2 separate regions of the Homo sapiens genome follow, and region 2 is linked to region 1. Evidence: chromatin contacts called from ENCODE Hi-C or POLR2A ChIA-PET data. All regions are on one chromosome and are shown on one strand. The core of a region is the stretch at or near the end of the contact, and the rest is flanking DNA. Distances in the headings are between cores, read along the strand shown. Region 1 has its middle 23 kb from the start of GATAD1. Region 2 holds the start of CYP51A1-AS1 (CYP51A1 antisense RNA 1).

What was found. Hi-C counts contacts between places; a loop is a spot of excess contacts on that map. ChIA-PET counts read pairs that join two places held with the same protein, here RNA polymerase II (POLR2A). Pooled maps may share reads with other maps.
Region 2: a loop to region 1 is called in a map of dorsolateral prefrontal cortex, with 2.7 times the contacts of the local background. The contact joins the promoter of CYP51A1-AS1 here to the enhancer-like site in region 1. A Hi-C loop is called at or near these places in 3 of 168 maps with a recorded cell type or tissue (K562 and dorsolateral prefrontal cortex), 3 of 37 single-sample maps with no recorded cell type and 15 of 50 pooled maps. POLR2A ChIA-PET finds 5 or more read pairs at or near these places in 7 of 52 experiments (H1, HEK293T, K562 and 4 more).

The regions. Positions count from the first base shown.
Region 1 is chr7:92,423,219-92,426,470 of GRCh38, reverse strand. It overlaps the pseudogene TMBIM7P. Among named protein-coding and RNA genes, the nearest start is that of GATAD1, 23 kb to the left of the region's middle. RefSeq lists a silencer at 1,625-1,744 and an enhancer at 3,002-3,252. Within about 2 kb of position 1,995, at least 13 of the 41 ENCODE cell types and tissues checked have a DNase peak (open chromatin) inside an H3K27ac peak, as active enhancers do.
Region 2 is chr7:92,133,026-92,136,014 of GRCh38, reverse strand. CYP51A1-AS1 (CYP51A1 antisense RNA 1) reads right to left here and starts at 1,452. Exons shown (of 3, transcript NR_122110.1): 1 at 933-1,452. CYP51A1 (cytochrome P450 family 51 subfamily A member 1) reads left to right here and starts at 1,538. Exons shown (of 10, transcript NM_000786.4): 1 at 1,538-1,842. The coding sequence starts at 1,651. RefSeq lists enhancers at 550-1,376, 913-1,572, 1,943-1,992, 2,153-2,202, 1,377-2,203.

The DNA.
Region 1 (3,252 bases), core at 746-3,245:
CTGTGGGAATCTCCCCCGTCAGGTGCCTGCAGATTACATTCTCCTGGGATTCTTTGTAAGTAAACCTTGACAGCACCTGTTCTAGTTCACCTCTGAAATATATTTTTGTCGCGTTATTAAATTCATTCATTTTATTGTGGAAACTCTTCCTGTGGAACAATACAGATAGAAATTACTTGTGAAACATTCTCTTGGCGGAATTTTGTTTGTAATGAAGTAGTAAACTTATGAGATGGTATCACACCCTTTGAGCAGATTAGGGGATCTGGGCATCTGGGCGACTTCCTGCTGGCACACTTGCCTCTGATGAGGGCACCTTGGGGAGCGCACTCCCGAGTCTGGGCTGCACTTCAGGAACAGTTAACCTGACTGTTGCTGGGACCCCTCTCAGGTGCAAACACATTTCGTTATGGAGAGTGGATTCCACGTCTAGTTCACAAAGTCGTGTGCAAGAAGTTTATATTTCTTTATTCTTGTAAAATGTATTTTATTTCTTCTTGAAGTCCCACTGGAAGCAGAACCCATCTCTGAGCGAGGTTCTCCCTCATTTCCACAGCTTGAGATGCATCTCAGCTCATGAGGGCTTTCCCAGCACCGCAGAGTCAGGGGCTGAGAGGGCTCTCCTGATTTAACTGCGGCTTGGTTCCTGGTCCCGCGTTCCGGGTTCCCCAGCGCCTCATTGTGGTGGCTTCCACTCACAAGGCTTCGCCACATCTGCCCATTTTCTGTCGTTGGTGCCACCCTAGACCACAGAACCCAGGGTGGCTCCCTTTCTTGCAGCCAATTCCTTTCTGTGCTGCCCACAGAAACCCCAGGATCGTGCCAGCTCTCAGCAGGTACCTGAAGCTCCTAGATTTTTCTAAACCTGAATAGAACTCGAATTTCCACCAGTTTCCCTGCATTCCAACTCAGGGCTTAGCTCCCCAAAGGTCGCAGGGCTCCTCCCCAGGGACCCGGCATCCTCCAGGAGTCAGGCGGGTCAAGCCAAACCTCTTGCCTCCCGGAGGTGTGGTCTCTCTGAAGCTCACAGATAGTAACTCCGAGAGTGTTTGGGTCCTCTTATGAAAACCCAGAACCGTCTCAGTATGATTCAGGAGATTGTCAGCAAACAATTCTTTCTTTTTTTTTTTGGAGACGAAGTCTCTCGCTCTTGTCGCCCAGGCTGGAGTGCAATGGCACGATCTCGGCTCACTGCAACCTCCGCCTCCCAGGTTCAAGCGATTCTCCTGCCTCAGCCTCCCGAGTACCTGGGATTATAGGTGCATACCACCACGCCCGGCTAATTTTTGTATTTTTAGTAGAGATGGGGTTTCACCATGTTGGCCAGGCTGGTCTAAGAAATCCTGACCTCAGGTGATCCGCCTGCCTCGGCCTCCCAAAGTGCTGGGATTACAGATGTGAGCAACCGCGCCCGGCCAGCAAACGATTCTTTTTTGGGGAAGGTTGGCATTTCTTCCCAAGCAGTGTTGATCATTCTTTCACGGGAAGATTTATTTACCAATTGATTTATTCCCCATCTGATTCCAAATAAGACTTGAGGTGGCTTATAAAAATATCCATAATATACGAAGATAAGATCAATTAATGGAGAAATCTGATGAAAGGAAAAATGGGCTAGAAAATAAAGATAATGGTTAGATTAGTGTACAAAATGCATCAAGTCCTATGCACGCGTCTGGAGCCTAGGTTTGGTTCTGCGCCCCCTGGTGGTCAAAGTGAGCAAGAACACGTGACCGTCGGTGAGACTCAGCACCAGTACGGTGTAGCGACCCTGGGGATTTACATGCTGGGAGGAATAGCTAGCTCCTGAGGCTGGAGAAGACGGGCTGCCTGCTGTCCACGTTTGGACATTGCCTCACCTGCCAAAGCATGGAGGAGGCTTCCTTAGCTGGTGTGGGTACCCTGTTCACTGCCCGGGCCAGCAGTGGGGTGTCCCAGTTCCTGCACTGACAGCACAGATCACACTCAGAACGGGGCGGGGCTGGAAGCCAGACAGAGGCGGGAATCTGGGAGCCGAGACGGTGGGGGAAGGGCGACAGGAGGGCGTGCTGGTTTCCCAGAAATGTTTGAGTTTTTTACTTAAAAATTTTAAATGGCCTTAACGTTTATTACAAGAGATAAAAGTTATTGGTCTCCAAGGAAGCTCTCATCTCTGAGGTTTTGCTGTTTATCTCAAAGCAAGTAACGGCTTAAAAGAAGAGATATTATACAGGGGCAAAGCATTAGTTATGTTTTCCAGACTTAACCTCATGCCCAAGGGTTAAAAGATATATGGGAAAAAGCCCATTTCAGAAAAGGAGTTGAGGGAAAAAAGGAAAACACATTTCACTGACAACAGCTTTTGTCCCATAGAATTTTGGCCTCTTGAGCCCATGTTCTGAGCTCTTGAAGTCTTCAGACAGTTGTGACTTCCACGGCCTCTTCCTATTCTCTCTTCCACTCTTTCAAAAACCGAAAGCCATTTTCTAGCTTGAAACCATTTCCTCTTCTCTCTCCCTGTCTCCTCCCAGTCGCTCCCAATTACACATACAGTCACACATTTACACACACAACACACAGTCACACACACTCCACACCCCCTCATGCCATTCGCACCACACACACCCCTTACGCCACATACACACACACAGTCACACACACACCACACATTTACACACACCACTCATAGCACATACACACACAGTCATACACACACCACACATTTACACACACTACTCATACCACATACACCACATACACATGCACACTCACACACTTACACATATTACACAGACACACAGGCACACACACCACACACACCTCACTCAAACTCACATATACACCATCCACACCACACACATGTACACCTCCTTCATGTGCTGCTGGAGCTGGAGAAATAGGAAGCAACCGATCCAGTATAAGAGGAAGAAAGTCATCTGGAGAGGAAGGCTGGAAGCAAGCACATTATTAAATATCATTTGTATGGAGACTAGATACACTGTTTTCCCTATAATGGAAATAGAGAAAGCCAACTTAATTAAGTTGTACAAAGTAGAGAATCAGGCAATTACCCACTGGGTTTGGAGATGCCAGAGGGGCAACCCAGGACTTTGGAGACTCCACTTCTTTCCCAGCCTCTGCTCCTGGCCATCCTTGGCCAGCGGGAGTTCAAAGCCTTCTCTCGCAGGCCTCGTACTAGGATGGGCCTTCATTTTTACCCCTGGAGACTGGAGGAGTCTTTCCTGGCTCTGCCCGTGGACCAGTGGGTCAGCC
Region 2 (2,989 bases), core at 203-2,702, 290 kb after region 1:
TAGAGGTGTTCCGCAGGCAACTGGTGTTGCGGGACAAATCATAGACGGGAGAGACCGAGCAGAGTTCAGGAGAGCCTTTATTATTAAGGTGATCACCGGCTCAGTCGGACTAGGGTCCAGAAAGTCTGAGCCCCGAACAAAGGGATCAATCACCTTTTAAGCAGTTTGTGTTGGGAGTTACGTGTTGCATGAAGTGTACTTGCAGAAGCAAGAACAAAGGCAGTAAATTACTCTTACATTTGTTACACCATATGTCTTACGTCCTTGGGAATACATGCTTTTGTAACACTTGCTAATCAGTTTTGTGACTTTACAGCAGCGCTAGGGAGGGAAGCAAGAACTCGCTGTGCCTCAAGGAATGTGAAACGATGGAACACAGATAAGCCTCTCCACGCATAGGGGAGAAATAAGCAGTTAATATACTCTTAACCCAGGCCTTGGGTAGGGGAGGTGCTATATTACATTCTACCTCAAAGGAAAAGAATATACTTCTTGATTAGTATACTTATAAAATTCATTAATTTCCCTTTCACTGGATATTCCTACTAATTCCCCCAGGGCCTTGCAGTTTTGTCTCATTCGCTGCTCTATCCCCTAGCTTAGCACAAAACCTAGTTCTTAACATTGATTAAATAAATGAATCCGGTCAGGTGCTCCCGTGGGTGATCTGGAAGGAGTTAAATTTGGTAGTCATGGGAGACGCTTCTGTGAAGCCATAGGAGCGAAGATTGATTGTGGCGGCAGGACTGAACTCAGCTTCTGAATCTTTCTAGCCGCTAAACCTACAGACTAAGTGGCGTCCTTGGGGAATGCTGCCTCAAACGGCTCGCGACGTCCTAAAACATGTACATTTATTTTGGAAAATCTGTTTTCGTAAAACCTAGCATACTTAATCACCAACATTTGTTAACTTCATGGTGGCATATTAATACCTGTCAGGTTGATTTTAGTTGGAGTGGGACGGGGCTGACCTCACCGTCCTACCCTTCGGTATGAGGCCGGCGTCTTCACGACCTCGCTTTTCACAACCCCAGTCCCCGAGGGCTTATTTGGGGCTGTCGGAGTCCCCAAGACGTGGCCCCGGAGAAGGGTGAGGTGCCACAGTTCGAGGTGCCCCAGTACCCTGCGTCCGGACAGGGGGCGGTGCTCACGCCCAAGGCCCCGCTGACGCGATGTAGGCCGAGATCACCTCAGGCGCTCGCGGTGCAATCACAGAGCGCGCCGTCGCCGCTCGAGCTCGCCCTGAGATCCCTCCGCTCAGCGCCTTCAACGCCGTGTCCCGGCACCCCGCACCCGGGCACACAAAAAACGGGTCGCCCGCGATTCTCAGGGATTGATCGCCTCTTCAGGTAAGTTATCTTCCGGCCCCGTACCACTGTGCCACAGGCGCAGCCCGCTTCCTCAGGTGCCCTATCCCGCGCAAGAAGACCACGGCTTCACAGAGTGTTATTTAAGGGGCGTGGCCAGCGGAACATCCCGCCCCATTCTGTGACGCACGGGGTGGCGCGCGTGGGACCCGAGGGGTGGGGCTGGGTTTAGTAGGAGACCTGGGGCAAGGCCCCCTGTGGACGACCATCTGCCAGCTTCTCTCGTTCCGTCGATTGGGAGGAGCGGTGGCGACCTCGGCCTTCAGTGTTTCCGACGGAGTGAATGGCGGCGGCGGCTGGGATGCTGCTGCTGGGCTTGCTGCAGGCGGGTGGGTCGGTGCTGGGCCAGGCGATGGAGAAGGTGACAGGCGGCAACCTCTTGTCCATGCTGCTGATCGCCTGCGCCTTCACCCTCAGCCTGGTCTACCTGATCCGTCTGGCCGCCGGCCACCTGGTCCAGCTGCCCGCAGGGGTGGTACGTACATTCTTTAGGGTCTGAGTGGGGCGCGCGCCGCAGCTGAGGCGGCCGAAGGGCTGGCGTGGGCGGCTCCGTGGCCCCGACCGGCTCAGTGGATGGCAAGGGCGGGGGCGACTGCGGCCATGCTTGGCGTGGCTTTGGTGGCAGGCGCGCTGGGGGCTGGAGTAGTGGCTGCGGCGGCGGCACTGCTGCTGGTGGCGCTGGCTGTAGCACCCGCCATTGCCTTGTGTTGGGGGGCGGTGCTGGCCTCCCCGGCTGTGTATCTGATCCTAGACGGGGTCGTGGTTGCGGCATTTGTGGTTGTAGCGGTCTGTACTGACCGCAGCAGTGGTGCCCCTAGTGGCGGTGGCTGGATTGGCGGCTGTGGGTTTGAACGACCCGGTGGTCGTTGGGGCCCTTGGTGGGGGTCCTGACGGAGATGCTGTTGGCAGCTGGCCCGTCATCCTGGAGGCTGCCCTGTGTGGTTCAGTGTTCTGTGGGCTGTAGCAGTGCCCCTAATGGTGGTTTATACCCATATTAAGGAGGATGTGTAGAGTGTGGTAATGGTAGTGACTGGAGTGTGGTAAGGGCCTTCCTCTGATGCTAATAATGTAACAGTTTCTCGGCCGGGAGCAGTGGCTCACGCCTGTAATCCCAGCACTTCGGGAGGCCGAAGCGGGCGGATCACCTGAGGTCAGGAGTTCCAGACCAGCCTGAACAACATGGAGAAACCCCATCTCTACTAAAATACAACAAAACAAAACAAAAATTAGCTGGATGTGGTGGCACACGCCTGTAGTCCCAGCTGCTTGGGAAGCTGAGGCCCGAGAATCACTTGAACCTAGGAGGCGGAGGTTGCAGTAAACCGAGATTGCGCCACTGGACTCCAGTCTGGGCGACAGAATGAGACTCCGTCTCAAAAAAAAAAAAAATCATTTTCTTCAATTTAACAGCCTTATTAACCTAGCTTTCAATCTCCCAAATGTTATTTGATTGTGCCTTTTACAGTCAGCAATAAGTAGCTTTTGAAAACTACCCTTTTACTGACAATGCAATGTACAAACTTTTGACCAAGTAGCTTTTAAAATAATTTTTGTTTGAACCATACCAGGCATAAGAAAGAGTTATTTATTTATTTATTTTTTTCCTACACATGGGATCTTTA